2 separate regions of the Homo sapiens genome follow, and region 2 is linked to region 1. A link is a loop called in an ENCODE intact Hi-C map of the cell type or tissue named here. Cell type or tissue: endothelial cell of umbilical vein. All regions are shown on one strand. Links, peaks and the distances in the headings refer to the core of each region. The heading gives the core; the rest is flanking DNA.

Evidence for each region. A loop is a pair of places that touch in the nucleus more often than their neighbours do. Peaks named below come from ENCODE experiments on the same cell type or tissue, not always from the same donor. Only the 100,000 strongest peaks of a DNase experiment are listed, where the experiment ranks them.
Region 2: it touches region 1 in a loop (12-fold over the local background); 6 of 110 quality-filtered maps call a loop at or near these places.

What each region holds. Positions count from the first base shown.
Region 1 is chr14:74,474,734-74,483,067 of GRCh38, reverse strand. NPC2 (NPC intracellular cholesterol transporter 2) reads left to right here. Exons shown (of 5, transcript NM_006432.5): 4 at 2,289-2,366; 5 at 2,780-3,128. The coding sequence ends at 2,794. MIR4709 (microRNA 4709) reads left to right here and starts at 2,864; the gene lies at 2,864-2,935. It also overlaps a transcript of SYNDIG1L not described here and the pseudogene RAP1AP. In endothelial cell of umbilical vein, for the core only: a CTCF peak has its summit at 3,831 (motif pointing right); a DNase peak (open chromatin) is centred at 3,817.
Region 2 is chr14:74,320,409-74,328,742 of GRCh38, reverse strand. It overlaps a transcript of VRTN not described here. Among named protein-coding and RNA genes, the nearest start is that of ABCD4, 22 kb to the right of the region's middle. RefSeq lists enhancers at 536-1,157, 2,398-3,017. In endothelial cell of umbilical vein, for the core only: a CTCF peak has its summit at 3,709 (motif pointing left); no DNase peak of the experiment used is centred there; H3K27me3 peaks cover 1,080 bases.

The sequences.
Region 1 (8,334 bases), core at 57-8,056:
GGTCATATTTTTCAACAAAAATTCCCTGAACAAACTGAACCATCAGAGCAGACTGCCCAACACCTCCTGAACCAAGGACCACTAGCTCACCCGTGATGTGGTCTGTTTAAATACTGATGATTCCCCCAGTCTGGCACCTCCTCCACCTCCTCCTCCCTCCTCCCTCCTCCCTCCTCCCTCCTCCCAGCTGCGGCTCCTGCTTCGGCTCTGCACAGCAACGGCTGATGCCATTTTTATATACAATATTTCACTTGGATCTCATGACCATCCTATGTAGAGGTGATATTATCTCTATTTTACAGCTGAAGAAATTTGAGCCTCTGAAGTTATGCAATATGAACAGAGTCCACTCCACTAAGAAGCAGTGGAGCCCAGGTTTTGAGCTGGGTCTTATAACTCCAAAGCCTGTGCAATGTTAAAAGATTTTAGCCAGGTACCAAATAATTAAAGATCCAAGTTGTCTTAACATTGTCATCAGAAAATCCTGGTTTCTCCATTAATCTCTTAACAAAACAAGAGAGCAGTAGTTTGTTAGCTCCATGGCAGAGAGGTAGCTTTTTCCAGCCTTCTTTCTGCCCTCCAATCCCCACCTTCACCTCTGACCCATCCCTGCTGCACCTACCTCTTTTTCTACCAAGCACTCATAAGGTAGATCCTGCTGCAGTGGACCTGTATTAAAGATATGTATCTTGATAAGAATGGAGGAAATAGAGGGATGGCCTTTTTCCATGAAGAAAAAGAGCCGCATTTCTTGAAATCAAGTAGAACTCAGGAGCAATATCTGGCCATTTATTTTCTAGGAAAGGTAAGTAATTAAAGAACATTCTAAAGAGACTCAAATATAGGATGTCTGTGCTTAAGGGCTGTTGGAGACCTTAGAGGTCAGGGACAGATTAGTAGATGAATATCCACATAACCATGGGCATGTCTGAACCTCAGTTACGTATGCAGTGACTAGTCAGAGCCTGATACGTAGTAGGTACTTAATGTATGGTAGTTATTGTCTGTTAAATGAGTTACATTTAATTTGAAAAATAGCTCAAACTGCTTAAGCACTAAATGAAGCAGTAGTTAATGTATACTAGTCTGGAAAAACTCACAAGGCAAGTTTCAAGAACCTGAATATCAGTGCCACTCACATGTTCCATTGTGAAGAAACATTAGAGTACAAAAGAGAGGTAGTAACTAGTGACAAGTAAGCTAATGTCCACATAAGAAAGGACCTGCAGAGTGTCAGTGAGTTATCAAGAATTGGAAGGGACCACTCACGTGATATGAGTGTAACAAGTCAAGGCAGGGATTTCTGATGAAGTACATTATTAGAAAGCAGTTTAAGGGCGTTAACTGAAAGTATATTGCTACAAAAGGTTGTCATCCTTGAAATTATTCATACAGCTACAGACTTCTCTAGGCCATCTTTTGTGCTTTGACATTTCCATTTCTAGCTAACAAGAACGTTTCCTTATACCTAAGAATCTAAATTTTTTTTACTCTCTGCTCTTCATGGTTACATTGGGAAAAAGCTGGATCAGATTGCCAAATACATGAGAAATTGCTTAAATGTGAAATTATTCATGTAAGCCTTCATGTGTTAGTCCATTTGCCTTGTTGTAAAGGAATACCTAAGACTGGGTAACTTGAAAAGAGGTTTGATCAGCTCACGGTTCAGCAAGCTGTACCTGAAGCATAGTGCCACCACCTGCTTCTGGTGAGGCTTCAGGAAGCTTACTGTTAGGACAGAAGGCAAAGGGGAGCCAGCGTGTCACATGGCCAGCACTAAAGCAAGAAAGAGAAGGGGGAGGCCCCAGACTCTTTTAAACAGCCAGATCTCATGTGAAGTCAGTGAGAACTCACTCATCACCAAGGGGACGGTGCTAAGCCGTTCATGAGGGATCTTCCTCCATGATCCAATACTTCCCACCAGGCCCACCTCCAACATTGGAGGTCACATGTCAACATGAAATTTCAAAGGGACAAATAACCAAACCGTATCACTTCATTTATATGCCATTGATCTAAGAGAGAAGAGAATGCTTTAGAAATTACATTTGATAAATTAACCAAGTTAGTATGTGGTGCTGCTAGCATCAAATCACAAGTATAACTTTGTTCACTCTCTTAAGGCTGTAAGCTGTGCCCACATGCTAAGCAGCCCTCATGATTTAAGAAAAAAAGTATGAGGAGTTAGGAAGTTTGCTACTGTACATCTAGGATTCATAGTTAAACCAATTATGGATAGAAGTCAGGTCCTATTTTCATTTTTCTCAATTATTTTTCTCTTTCTCCAGATAAAACTGGTGGTGGAGTGGCAACTTCAGGATGACAAAAACCAAAGTCTCTTCTGCTGGGAAATCCCAGTACAGATCGTAAGTCTATCTGGGGGTGAGAGGGCATGGGTGGAGGGAAGAAAGTGGAGGAGAAATCAGACTGAAACTAAATCAGTGCCATAAGATAAAAGGAATTTCAAGACTGCTGTTTTATGCCTCTCAACCTCTAAAAGCATCTGAGACCCTATTTCCTGAGAGCTCAGAACTGTTGCCTTTGTAATATCCTTTGTTAAAAAAAAAAAAGGTTGAAGGAAAGAAGAGAGAGTGAGACTGTAGAGATTGATTTAACTGTCTTCATTGGTTTTTTTCTGTCGGAGTAAGGAAGGTCCAGCCAGACAGGACCTGAAGGAGGTTGCTTAGGAATGTCTGATAACTTGCCCTAGGGTTATTGCCCTGACAGTGGAGGAAAGGTTCCAAACCACTTCCACTGAGCTGGGACATTACATCCACAGGTTTCTCATCTCTAAGTGCCTCATTGAGTTCGGTGCATCTGGCCAATGAGTCTGCTGAGACTCTTGACAGCACCTCCAGCTCTGCTGCTTCAACAACAGTGACTTGCTCTCCAATGGTATCCAGTGATTCGTTGAAGAGGAGGTGCTCTGTAGCAGAAACTGAGCTCCGGGTGGCTGGTTCTCAGTGGTTGTCTCATGTCTCTTTTTCTGTCTTAGGTGGTTTCATTAAATGCAGCACTTGGTTAGCAGATGTTTAATTTTTTTTTTAACAACATTAACTTGTGGCCTCTTTCTACACCTGGAAATTTACTCTTGAATAAATAAAAACTCGTTTGTCTTGTCTTCTGCATGTGGGCTGTGGTCTTCTCCTGCTCCTTTCAGGGTACATTCTGCTAGAACCATGGAAGGCAGGCCCCCAGTTCCGTGGTCCCAGAGTGCACTGAAGACATGACTTTTTCAGAAACTCTTTTTCCTCCTTTTTGTCCAGTAAGACCATATCTATTTTATATAAAATGGCCTTGTTTTGCTTTATTTGACACAATCTTATACCACCAAGCATGCTCGAAAGAAGCAGTGAAAGTAAAAATCACCTAGTTGAATAATAACGCCTGAAAGGTTGAAGGAACTGAATTTGGTGGGGAGGGCAGGTAGGGGTTAGGGATTACAGGTTAGGATGAGGCATGGTGATCTTTTGGGAACACTGCTGTGAAGAAAGCCTAGAAGCTTAAAAATGAAATGTGAAGTTGTAGCAAGTAATGGCTAAATTAATTAAATCTTGGAGTTTCCTATCTTAAAGTACAAGTATAATCATGGGCATATATTTTGCCACCTATTTTGAGTCAGTATACTAGCAGTCAGCTCTTAGGTGGTACAGGGATTACAACCCCATTCACAATTGAGTTGAATAACATGGACCTTAGGTCATCCATTGTTAGGGCAAAAGGAAGGAACATTCATACAAAGTGCTTGTGAGCAAGTGATTGATTTGATCCAGTTCTTTTCATCCCACTAATTTCACTAGACCCTTGGATTTCTTTGGTCTGTGAGTTTCCCAGGAAAACCACCAGGGGACAGTGATGGATCAGGAATACAGTTATCAACAGCCAAGCTTTCCTAGTTAATGCTAGGAGCCAGTCAACCAGTGTACTTTTTACCTAAGATCTTTTGTGTATCCTGCCACATTGAGTCTAGAGTGACAGTCCACCTTGTCTCCCATACCAGACTCTAGATGTATCAGAATTGTGTGAATTCCTGAGGCTGTTAACTGTTGTGCGGGTCTCTGGCTTCGGACTGCCTATGGTTGAATCCTGGCACCAACAATTAACAGGACTACCAGTGTGATCTTGAAATCACTTCATCTCTCTGTGTGTCAGTCTCCTTATCTGTTAAATAGGACTAATAATAATAGGGCTGTGAAGACTAAATGAGATGAGGCATGTAAAACACTTAGAATGACCCTGGCTATAGTATATACTCTCTAAATGTTAGCTGTCACTCTGGGAGACAGACATTCTTCTTTGTCTACAAATAGCAGGAAAATTAGAAGGTTCAATCTGAGATTTGATGATGTCTCCTCAGAAGGATGAGGCTATCCTCTGTGCACAAGAACTTTCTGAAAGGCCTGGAAAAGCTCAATTCTCATGTGTCCACTGTCTCCCTATTCCCAGAAGATTTCTCATGCCATTTAGCTCCTTTGAAGTTAACAGCTACCCACCCTGCATACTCCTCTGCCCTTGTGTTAAAAGAAGACAGGACTCACAATACCATGCAAAATGAGTACTTGCCTCTAGCTAGGAACAGTGCCTACTTCAGGGAGAATTGATTTTGATACAGCTGACTAGTTTGAGTGTTAAACTATTTTGGAAATAATTTACATATCTAAGTTCTAAAATATATTTTTCTTTCCTCCACTTATTCTTCAAATTTGAAACAATGTTTTAATACTGTATATCTTTCATTGTTTATAACTTGCATTCTTTGTGAAAATTTGTTCTTAGGGACAAAAAAATTCTTAATCTTTTTATGTGTAAAGCAGGAACAGACAGATAATACATAAACAGATACATATTATATCTGCGGTATTAAAATTTGGTGGGGTGGTCGATTAGGATTAAAAGGTCCATAAAAGCTCCTGTAAGGAGTGATAATGAAAAGGGTGGGGAAGCACTAAAGACAAAGAGTATAAGTAGATATTTCAGAAATCGAAATTAAAAAGTATTTCGGCTAGTTTATACCCTTCCATCAGAGCAAAAGGGGAACACAACAGCTTGTGACTGTTTGCCAGCCATCGCGGGGCTACATGAAGCCTGCAGCCGTGAGCTAGGTAGGGCTCCCGTGGGGGGATTAGTTTGAAAGGTCGTCTTCTACAGACAGTTCACAGACGCCCCCGTGAGTCATTAAAACATTGAGAAGCACTGAATCTTAGGTATATCAAAAAGGTCATCCTCTTTCCAATGACCGTCTCATGCTTTTCTAGTCCACGGAGCAGGTTTTGGAGGCTCAGCTCTTACATGAATTCCAGGACAGATAAATCCCAGATTCTAATTGTTGAAATAATAATGAGGGGCACCCCTGCTTATAGAATAAAGGGAACCCAACACCTCATATCTCCAGTTTGGGAAAAGGTTAAATATGAAGACTAGTATTCAGTCAAATCTTCATACTAATAAAAAGCAACAAGCATGGAGTAATTTTAAATCCTGCATATTTGGTTTTTAAATCTTAGTTGACTTTTTTTAAAAGGAACAGAGTGATCTTTTTTTTTTTTAACACAAAGTCTTTCAGAAAAGAAACAGGGTGATCTTGATTATGCTTTGGAAAGGTTGATAAAAACAGCTTGTTCTCTGAGAACACCCTCCAGACATAGGAAGAGTGGCTTGAAATAGGTGAGGTCAACTAAGAGAAAATGATCTGGGATCAGCCATTCACTTCAGATAATCCAAAAAGCAATGGTTAAATGGGTTGGTACAAGGACAGGGTTACAGTATATAAGAAAAGCATTAGCACAGAAAAAGGAGTCGTGTAAGAAAGTCGCCAAGGTGAAAGTCACGTTAAACAAGTGTTTTTCCCAAGGAAGAGACAGAACAGGAAATAGAGGTTGGGGTATGCCTTATTTAAAGGCCTGGAACACTCAGGCGAGGGTGTGTGTGTGTGTGTGTGTGTGTGTGTGTTGGGAATGGGGCTGGGGGGAGACAGGGTTGTGTGTGTGTGTGTGTGTGTGTGTGTGTGTGTGTGTGTGTGTGTGTGTGTTGGGAATGGGGCTGGGGGGAGACAGGGTTGAGTGACCCAAAGTAGAAAGTGGCTCTGGATCTCCACAGATGTTGCCTGAAAGTCTTTGAAGGATTTGAGTCATTTTGGGTGGTTGTGTCTTTTTCTCTGAAGAGAATTCCTCAGCCTATCCCTAGATTCTAAACTGAATCCGATTCACTTACAGCTGTCAGTTGACTAGCAACTAAATGGTCTGGGTGTTGGTTGCCATGGAAACAGCTAAAAGGCCCATTGCTATGGGAACCTACCAGGCTCTCCAAACCAGGGGTTTGGTTCCTAAAAAGGGGTGGAGGGGAGGGTGGAGACCAGGAGATGGCCTGCATAGGTGGCTCAAGGGTCCTGGAAGAGGGTGGGCAATGTGGGTGAGTGGATCCGGCCAGCTCCTCTCGACTGGGGCAGAAGAACAGTGACCTCTTCTACTTTCTGCAGATGTTCCCATGCCTGTTCTCTGCTCACTGCCCAATGCTAGCCACAGAGCACAGGTGTTTGCAGTTGCAAATGGAGACTAAGAGCCTGAGATTCTGGAGCAGACGTGGCATGTCAGTGTGGCTCCCCTCACCTGCAGGGGCTTGGAGAAGGACGGCTCCCTTCTAGCAGGCCGTCCTCCACAAATCATATGTCCCAGATAAGCAGCCAGCAGGCAGAAAGATCAGCTTAGCTCTGACTGCCAGTGGGTAAGGCCAAGAAGGAGCCTGGCAGACAAATGGATGGCTGCTGGCCTTGAACATGGCAGAGCTGCTGGGTGTGCCAGATCAAAAAGCAGAGAGCAGGCCAGCAGCAGCAGACTGTTCTCAGCGCTGGAGAAATGCATTGCTCTGCCCACTACACCCTCAACCATCCATATGCCTCTGCCACAAAGGGGGATACTGCAAATGGATCAACATAGGAAAGATGAGGTTTGATGGAGATTCTCAGTGTACACACACAATGCTTGTAAGATTCTTTTCTGTTTTGCAATCAAAGTAACTCTCACATTAGTGTTTAGTGGTAAGATGATTTTTTTACTAAAACAAAGAGAAAACATCCCAGAAGCTCTTCCATTAACCACTGTTAATGTGTAATGTACAAATTGAAGGGATTGGACTAATCACTAAAGCCTCTGTCAGGACTAACAGCTTATGATGCATTGAGACGCTGAAAGGAAGTTGAAGAACCACTGGCAAATGGACACAGATGAATCGTTTTCTAGTTACTCATATTGTGAGGGCGGGGAAAATCTCTGAACTCCAGAGAGGCTTAGGATGGAGACTAAGGCCAAGACATTTGCTTTAGAGACCATTTCAGATATGTTGGGCCCAGGAGACTTTCACTTGGTTCTGCAGAATTCTGAGATTTGTGATGCTGATTTTTTTTTCTCCTAATCTTGCCTTTTTCCTGCCTGGAATTGTTAGTCTCAGACCCTCCCAGGAGCTTCAGAGTCTAAGAGCCTGGCACCAGAGAAAGAGAGAGAGAGAGATGCCACTAGAACTTGGACTGCTCCACAGGACAGTTGAGCACTTCCCCAGAATCTGTGGGGAGGTTTTCACTTTTGGAAGCAGTAGTTGTTTACAGATTTCTGTAACATTTAAAATGTTAAATACAAGCTGGGTTTATATCTCACCTCCAACTTTTTCCAGCTGCTTGACTTTTGATGAGTTCCTTAACCTCTTAGGGCCTTAATTTCCTCAGCTGTAAAACAGGATGATAAGAATATACCCACCTCAGGTGGTTCTAATGATGACATGAGATGGGGGATGCAAAGTGCTCAGTGCAGTACCTGACGCATAATAAGTAGCTGAGAAAGGTCGTTAGTATTATTATTATCATCCTAGATAAAAAAGGAAGGTTGCAGCCATGGAAACTGCTCAGTGGCCTAGAATCATAGGCATTTGCCATGCATTTGTCTTCCAAATTTAATTCCAGGTGCCTTTCAAGACTGATGGCCTCTCTGATGCCACACTCTGGTTTGCCTTCATTAAGCCAGATTCTAACCCTCTCTTTTTAAGACACTTAACCACATTCTTTTTCATGTATGATTTTTATGTGTCTGCTTACCTTCCTACTAGACTGTAAACATCTTGAGAATAGAGACTACCCTTTCATCTTTCAATAAATGCCTAGACCTCAGCAATTGTTTAATGAATTTTTTTAATAGGGAAAAATGTCTTTTTTCTGTAGGTCTTGGATCAGACCATTTAACCCTATAGCAGCCTTGTCTCCAAAGGGAAGAAAAGAGTAACAGTGGGCTAGGTTTCATTCTCCTGAAGAAGGGCACGGCATTGCCTCATCCTGAGTGGGCAGCTCCAGAG
Region 2 (8,334 bases), core at 136-8,135, 150 kb after region 1:
TACAAGCATGAGCCAGGGCACCTGGCCAATAACTTACTCTTTTTAACCCTGCAGTATGTCATGGATCTCTTTCCTTGTCAGTATAAAATTACCTCGTTTTTTAACAGCTGTAGAATGTTTTGTTGTAGGGAGGTATTATAATTTATTTAAGCAATCCCTTGCAACTGAACATTGACTTTTTCCTGTTTTTCACTATCAGAAACAGTGTTGCAGTAAACAAATGTGTGTATGTTTTGCAAAAGTTCCTTCCTGTAAGACTCACCAAGTAGAATTGCTTGGTCAAAAAAACAATCTGTAGACACATATTTATTTATATATTTTTATTTTGGGGTAATTGAAGGCAGCACTTTGTGATATCATTCATTGGGTACATACTTGGGAGTATTGTGGCTGAAATGGCTTCTGAGCCCCTCAACGGACTACAGAGATCCACTGGGCTCTCCAGACAGAGGGCTGGCTGGACTGACAGAAACCATGGCCACCTCTGACAGCTCTATTGTGGCTTCTCTGAGGCAGGAGGTGGCCAGGGCACAGGGTCTTCCGTCCTCACCCTGCAGGGTACCTTTTGATATATTGGCTCATAACCCAGGAAGTTGGAGGTACTTCAGGAAGCTCTCAGAAGAGGTGGAACATACCAATTAGAATCAACCAGCACTAGCCAGGTGTGGTGGCTCACGCCTTTCCTTCGCCCCGATCTCCTCCAGGACAAGATCACCCACAAGGGCCAGGCGCAGTGGCTCATGCCTGTAATCCCAGCACTTTGGGAGGCTGAGGTGGGTGGATCATCTGACCTCAGGGGTTCGCGACCAGCCCGGCCAACATTGTGAAACCCTGTCTCTACTAAAAAGACAAAAATTAGCCAGGCGTGGTGGTGGGCACCTGTAGTCCCAGCTACTTGGGAGGCTGAGGCAAGAGAATTGCTCGAACCTGGGAGGCACAGGTTGCAGTGAGCTGAGATTGCACCATTCACTGCACTCCTGCCTGGGCAACGAAGTGAGACTCCATCTCAAATAATAATAATAATAATAATAAAATAAAATCAACCAGTGCTTATGTTGTCTGAAATTAGGCCCAGTCCACAAGGGCAAGGCTTGCAAGAGAGGAAGGAGGAATCGCGGAGCAGCAAACCAAAGCCAGGCCTGTGTCTTGAGAGGGCTTCTCACCAAGGGAAGGTATAACTGCCCCTTTTCCTGGCCTGTCCTGCTCTACGGGAATTTGAAACAAAATGTGGACTTTAGGAGGCTGCCTGGGAGGAAGGGGAGCCTGGGTGGGGCCATCCCTGCGGATCAGGAAAGGGCAGGATCATAGGATGGCTCCTGTGATTTGGGAGACAGTCGGTAAACAGGTAAACAGTGCAGACTGCGGAACTGTGCAAGAGAGTTTGAGGGAAGAGTTACCCAGTTGGTCCTCGGATTCCTACTCAAGGTGGCAGGTGGGGAAGACCTGGATTCACATCCTGTCACTACTGTGGACCAGCGGACCGAGGAGGCTTGGGGTGAGCCTCTGGATCCACATATATTTCACCTTGGGCTGTGGTGAGGATTAAATGAGGAAACAGATGCGACGCACCTACCATTGTTCCAAGCACACAATAGGTGCTCAATAAATAGTGTATTTATCAGTGGATAAAACCACTAGGATACCTAATCCAAGGAGATAGGGAACCAACCACCTAGGAAAGAGGATCCCAAATCCTACAGGACAGCCACCTGTGGGGCCTGAAATCAGGAGCACAAAGTGACAGGCAAGGAGCTTCCCATTGCTGCTGCTTGGTGGGTGGGATGGATTGTCCTAGACAAAGGATCTACACCTTCAGCCCTGGATTCTAGGATGTGAACCACACACCCATATCCCGCTGCCCTATCTGTGTCACAGCAACTCCCCTCAACCTCCAGGGAACGAGGAGGAGCGTCCTGGGGTCCAGTGGGCCTGAGCCGTGGCCATGAGTGGGGAGAGAGGATCATGGGGTGGGAAGGCTGTAAAAGATGTAAATGGTGTGGTGTGGAGCTCGGCTCCAGCTGTCTAGCACTCCCTGGAGCTGGCAGGAGTCCAGGGAAGGGGCCCCAGACTCAGGGCGCCTTTTGTTCCAGGGCTTGGCTATGTAAAAGGTGGGGGAAGGGGCAAGAATTCATGGAACTTGTCCATTCATTGGAGCCCCCGCTGCCAGCAGGTGCGAGAAGGAGGGAGGGAATGAGGGACTTGGGGCTGGAAGGTTTAGATATGAGAATGGCAGCTCAGCATGCAGTGGATGACAAACAGATTCCTCAGCTTCCATCCTCCAGGGCTGTGAACATTCAAGCCAGCCAGACCCCAGCCTGCTTAGAATGTGCCACGAACTGTTTCCTCTAGCCCCCAATTGGCGTTCCAAACCCCCATCTCTCCAGTCCCCAAATTCCCATTTTCTATGTTCTGCCAAAACACCCTGCTTCCCCAGGACCACTTCCATTGCTGTCTGATTTTCTGAGGTTTTGTTTGTTTCTTTCTTTCTTTTCTGTTCCTCTTTGGCTGCTTGGGGCTCACAGCTTCCAGGGCCTTCTCCAAAGCACCATATTCAAGCACTGGATGCTGCTTGGACATATCAATTGAGGTCCCAGAGAAATCAGTATGGGGAGAAGAAGGACTTGGAATCACACAAACATGGGTCCGAACCCTGCTTGCCCTTCCCAGCTGGGTAAACTCCAGGCAAGTTACTAACCTTTCAGAGCCGCATTCTTTAGGTAAAATGAGGATAATGTTTGTTCCTACTTCTCAGAGTTTTTGTAAACATTAAATTCTGAGTTGATGTCTAGAAAGCTCTTTGCACAATGCCTGGCCCAGAACAAGTGCTCAATGGATAATAAGCATAGGAAAACGAGGCAGAAAGCCCCTGCAGTGTTTTCATTTGTATTTCCTTGTTGCCAGAGAGATTAATCTTTTAAATGTATGTTTATTATGTATTAATATTTCTTTCCTCTTTTTTTCTTTTTTTATTTTGAAACAGGGTCTCACTCTGTTGCCCAGGCTGGAGTACAGTGGTGCAATCATGGGTCACTGCAGCTTCCAACTCCTGGGATCAAGCAATCTTCCTGCCTCAGCCTCCCGAGTAGCTGGGACTCCTGAGTAGACAGGGGTCCCACTATGTTGCCCAGGCTGTTCTCGAAATTTTGGGCTCAAGAGATCCTCCTGCCTTGGCCTCCCAAAGTGCTGGGGTAACAGGCGTGAGCCACCTTGCCCAGCCTATTTATAGTTCTTATTTCTTACATAAATTACCTGTGTTCATCTCTTATCCATTTTACTTCTAGTTTTTTTGTTTGTTTGTTTTTTGTTTTTTGACCTTTGGTTTGATAATTGGTGGAACAGCTTTATACATTTTGTAATTCTTTGTCATACAATTTGCAATTTTTTTCTCTTGGTTTCTCACTTGCTTTTGATTTTTTTGGCGTCTTTCAACATACAAAGTCTCTTTTTCCTTCTATATACCATATTCCCAAATCTGCGTTAGTTTCTCATTTTCCACAACATCCTCCCACAGATGGCCCACAGGAGCTGTCCCTGTATAGGCTGATTTTCTCAGCATTTTGGGGTCTGCACTGACCCTTGCCTTGACCAGTGCACTCCCCAGGACTTTATTAGGCCCTCCATTGTTCCCAAGATGCGAAAAACCTGCAGCCAGGGCTGTTTGACTGAATCCTGTAGTATTTTAGTTTTATCCTGAAATGCACACACTCCCCCCTACTGGTTTCTGGAAGGATCACACTCTTTTTTTTTTTCCTACTAGTTTGCTCATTTGGGGAAACTCTAAAATCTGATTGAGAAATCAGTGTCTGAATGAGAATGTATTTATTTATTTATTTATTGTATTTATTATTAGTTTTTTGAGATGGGGTCTCACTCTGTCTCCCAGGCTGGAGTGCAGTGGGGAGATCTCAACTCACTGCAACCTCCACCTCCTGGGCTCAAGCCATCCTCCCGCCTCAGCCTCCTGAGTAGCTGGGGCCATAGCATGCGCCACCACGCTCGGCTAATTTTTGTATTTTTGGTAGAGACGGGGTCTCGGCATGTTACGCAGGCTGGCCTCAAACTACCGGGCTCAAGTGAGCATCCTGCCTCGGCCTCCCAAAGTGCTGGGATTACAGGTGTGAGCCACCACACCCGGCCTGAATGAGAATTTAAATGTCCCCCATTAACCCTCTCTTTGGGGCCCAGGACTGCCTCAGGCTGTCCATATCTCACCATCTCAGCCAGCTGCCAGACAGACTGGCCATAAGATGTATTTCTGAGAAGTATGTGTAAATCTTACTTGATGAATTCCATTTTAATGCTGTAAGAGAAATTAAAATTAAAATAAATCCTTCTTTTTTTTTTTTTTTTTTTTTGAGTCAGAGTCTCACTCTGTCACCCAGGCTGGAGTGCAGTGGTGCCATCTCAGCTCACTGCAACCTCTGCCTCCCGGGTTCAAGCGATTCTCCTGCCTCAGCCTCCCGAGTAGCTGGGACTACAGGCGCCCGCCACCACGCTCAGCTAACTTTTTGTATTTTTAGTAGAGATGGGGTTTCACCATATTGCCCAGGCTGGTCTCGAACTCCTGACCTCATGATCCGCCTGCCTCGGCCTCTCAAAGTGCTGGGATTACAGGCGTGAGTCACCATGCCCGGCCTCTTATAGCTTATTTACTGGGCACTTACCATGTGCCATTCACGGCAGTTAAGCACTTTACATGAAGCTCTCAATCCTCAGGACCATAAGGAAAGATCAAATTTCTCCATTTTACAGATAAGTAGACTGAAGCTCTAGGAAGTTATGCAGCTTGGCTGAGGTCACCCAGCTGGAAGGTTGCCAGATTCAGCAAACAGACATATAGGAAGCCCAGTTAAATTTGCATTTCATATAAATAATGAATAATTTTTTAGTATTGCATGTCCCAAATATTGCATGCCATATTTTATCTGGCAACCCTTCCCAGATGATAAGTAGTAGAATGTGGCCTAGAATCCAGGTCTCCTGATTCCCTGACCTTCCAGTGGGAGGACTAGGGAGTATTGCATGGAATTCTTTGGAAAGAAACCCCTGTACTAACTCTTGGACTCCACCTCAGACATACTGAATAGAATCTCTGGGAGTCAAGCCTAGGAATCTGCACTGGTTTTTTTTGTTTGTTTGTTGGTTTGGTTTTTTTTTTTTAGATGGAATTTCACTCTGTCGCCCAGCCTGGAGTGCAGTGGGGCGACCTTGGCTCACTGCAGCCTGCACTTCCCGGGTTCAAATGATTCTCCTGCCTCAGCCTCCTGAGTAGCTGGGATTACAGGCGCCCACCACCACGCCCAGCTGATTTTTGTAATTTTAGTAGAGATGGGGTTTCACCATGTTGGCCAGGCTGGTCTCAAACTCCTGACCTCAGGCGATCTGCCCGCCTCGGCCTCCCAAAGTGCTGGGATTACAGGCATGAGCCACCGCCCCCAGCCAGAACCTGCACTTTTTAACAAGTATCCTCACCTTCAAACCTCTACTCCCCAGAGATTTTTTTTGAACTTTGAATTTTGAGAGCACTTTTGTCTCTATGCAGCTTGTAGGTGGAGAAGCCCATATTCAGCTGTCCTGTGGCTTCCAATATTCCCAGTATGCTTTTTTTTTGAGATGGAGTCTCACTTTGTCACCCAAGCTGGAGTGCAGTGGCATGATCTCTGCTCACTTCAACCTCCACCTCCTGGGTTCAAGTGATTCTCCTGCCTCAGCCTCCCGAGTAGTTAGGATTACAGGTGCATGTCACCATGCCTGGCTAATTTTTGTATTTTTGTAGAGACAGGGTTTCACCATTTTGGCCAGGCTGGTCTCAAACTCCTGACCTCAGGTGATCTGCCCACCTTGGCCTCTCAAGGTGCTGGGATTACAGGCGTGAGCCACCGTGCCCGGTCCCTAGTATGCTTTTTAAGTTCATTCACTCATCCATCCATAAAACTCCTGACAGATATTTATTGTTTGAAGGCTTGTCCTGCCAGCTAGGGATAGAAAGGAGAATTGGAGGCAACCGGAGACTTTGAGGAGCTTCTGTTCCACTGCAGGACATTGACAAGAAAACAGACACAATAGGAATACAGGGGGTGTTGGGTTGGACAGTTCCATAGGGGCTATGACAGGATTTGCTTCAGAAGCAGAGGGACAGGGTGGGAGCAGTCAGTTGCAAATTTCAGGGGATATGCTTCAGTGGAGTCTTGAAAGGCCAATAATTGTGTTTTCCTACCAAGGGGAGAACAAACGATAATAGATATAAATTTTAGACAGTGGTTACAATTTGCAATAAGAAATGAATTTAAATAGGCCAGGTGCAGTGGCTCATGCCTGTAATCCCAACATTTTGGGAGGCTGAGGAGGGACAATCACTCGAGCCCAGGAGTTCAAGATCTGTCTGGGCAACACAGTGAGACCCCATCTCTATAAAAAATATAAAAATTAGCTGGACCTGATGGTGCACTCCTGTGGTCCCAGCTACTCAAGAGGCTGAGGTGAGAGGATTGCTTGAGCTCCAGGAGGCAAGAGGTTACAGTGAGCCATGACTGTGCCACTATACTCCAGCATGGGCAACAGAGTGAGACCCTGTCTCAAAAAAAAAAAAATATGGGGAGCCGGGCACGGTGGCTCACGCCTGTAATCCCAGCACTTTGGGAGGCCAAGGCAGGTGGATCATGAGGTCAAGAGATCGAGACCATCCTGGCCAACATGGTGAAACCCCGTCTCTACTAAAAAACAGAATACAAAAAATTAGCTGGGTGTGGTGGCACACACCTGTAGTCTCAGCTACTCAGGAGGCTGAGGCAGGAAAATCGCTCAAACCCGGGAGGTGGAGGTTGCAGTGAGCCAAGATCGCACCACTGCACTGCAGCCTGTGGGACAAGAGCAAGACTCTGTCTCAAAATAAATAAATAAATAATAAAATAAAAATACATTTTAAAAATGCAAATGAAAAGCTGGGCACGGTGGCTCACGCCTGTAATCCCAACATTTTGGGAGGCTGAGGCAAGTGAATCACCTGAGGTCAGGAGTTCGAGACCAGCCTGGCCAACATGGGGAAACCCCGCCTCTACTAAAAATACAAAAATTAGCGGGCATGGTGGCGCATGCCTGTAATCCCAGCTACTTAGGAGGTAAGGCAGGAGAATCGCTTGAACCCAGGAGGTGGAGGTTGCAGTGAGCCGAGACCACACCACTGCACTCCAGCCTGGGCAACAGAGCAAGACTCTGTCTCAAAAAAAAAAAAAAAAAAGCAAATGAAAGAGAGCAAGAATGTGGGCTCTGGAGCCAGACATCCCGGTTACTTCCAAGTTCCCCCACTTACTAGCCCTATGACCACGTCCATGTACCCCACCCCATCCTTTCCATGCCTCAGTTTTGCGTTCTGTGAAATCGGGATGATCATATTCTCTTCCTCATTGGTTGGGTGTGCAGGTTAAAGGAAATAATCATACAAAATGCCTCATGCAGCTCCTACTTAGTAAGTATTCAATAGAGGTTAACATCAACAATTTTCCTCTCTTTTCTACACCTTCCCTGCAGCCTACAAATGTGTTGTAACAGCTTTCCATCCTTGATCCTGGATCCTCCTCTTATTACTGACACATTACTTGTCCCCATTTGTGGCACAACTCTTTGAAAGAATTGTGTGTAATTCCCATTTCTATTTTCTCACCTTCCTGTTTCTCCTGAACCCACTCCATGGAACCTGCTCTTGTCAAGGCCACTGATAAACTTTATATGCATTTCCAGTGGGCAATTCTCAATCCTTATCCACAGCCTTTCAGGAACATTTGACACAGTTGATCCACCCTTGCTGCTGCTGCTGCTGCTGCTTTTTTTTTTTTTTTTTTTTTTTTAAAGAGATGGGATCTGGCCAGGCAATGGCTCACGCTTGTAATCCCAGCACTTTGGGAGGCCAAGGCAGGTGGATCATGAGGTCAGGAGGTCCAGACCTGCCTGACCAAGATGGTGAAACCCCCATCTATACTAAAAATACAAAAATTAGGCAGGTTCAGTGGCGGGCACCTGTAATTCCAGCTACTTGGGAGGTTGAGGCAGGAGAATCGCTTGAACCCGGGAGGTAGAGGTTGCAGTGAGCCGAGATCACGCCACTGCACTCTAGCCTGGGTGACAGAGCAAGACTCCGTCTCAAAAAAAAAAAAAAAAAAAAAAAAAAAAAAAAAAAAAAAAAGAGGCCGGGCGCAGTGGCTCAAGTCTGTAATTCCAGCACTTTGGGAGGCCAAGGCGGGCGGATCACAAGGTCAGGAGATCGAGACCATCCTGGCTAACATGGTAAAACCCCGTCTCTACTAAAAATACAAAAATTTAGCCGGCGTGGTGGCGGCG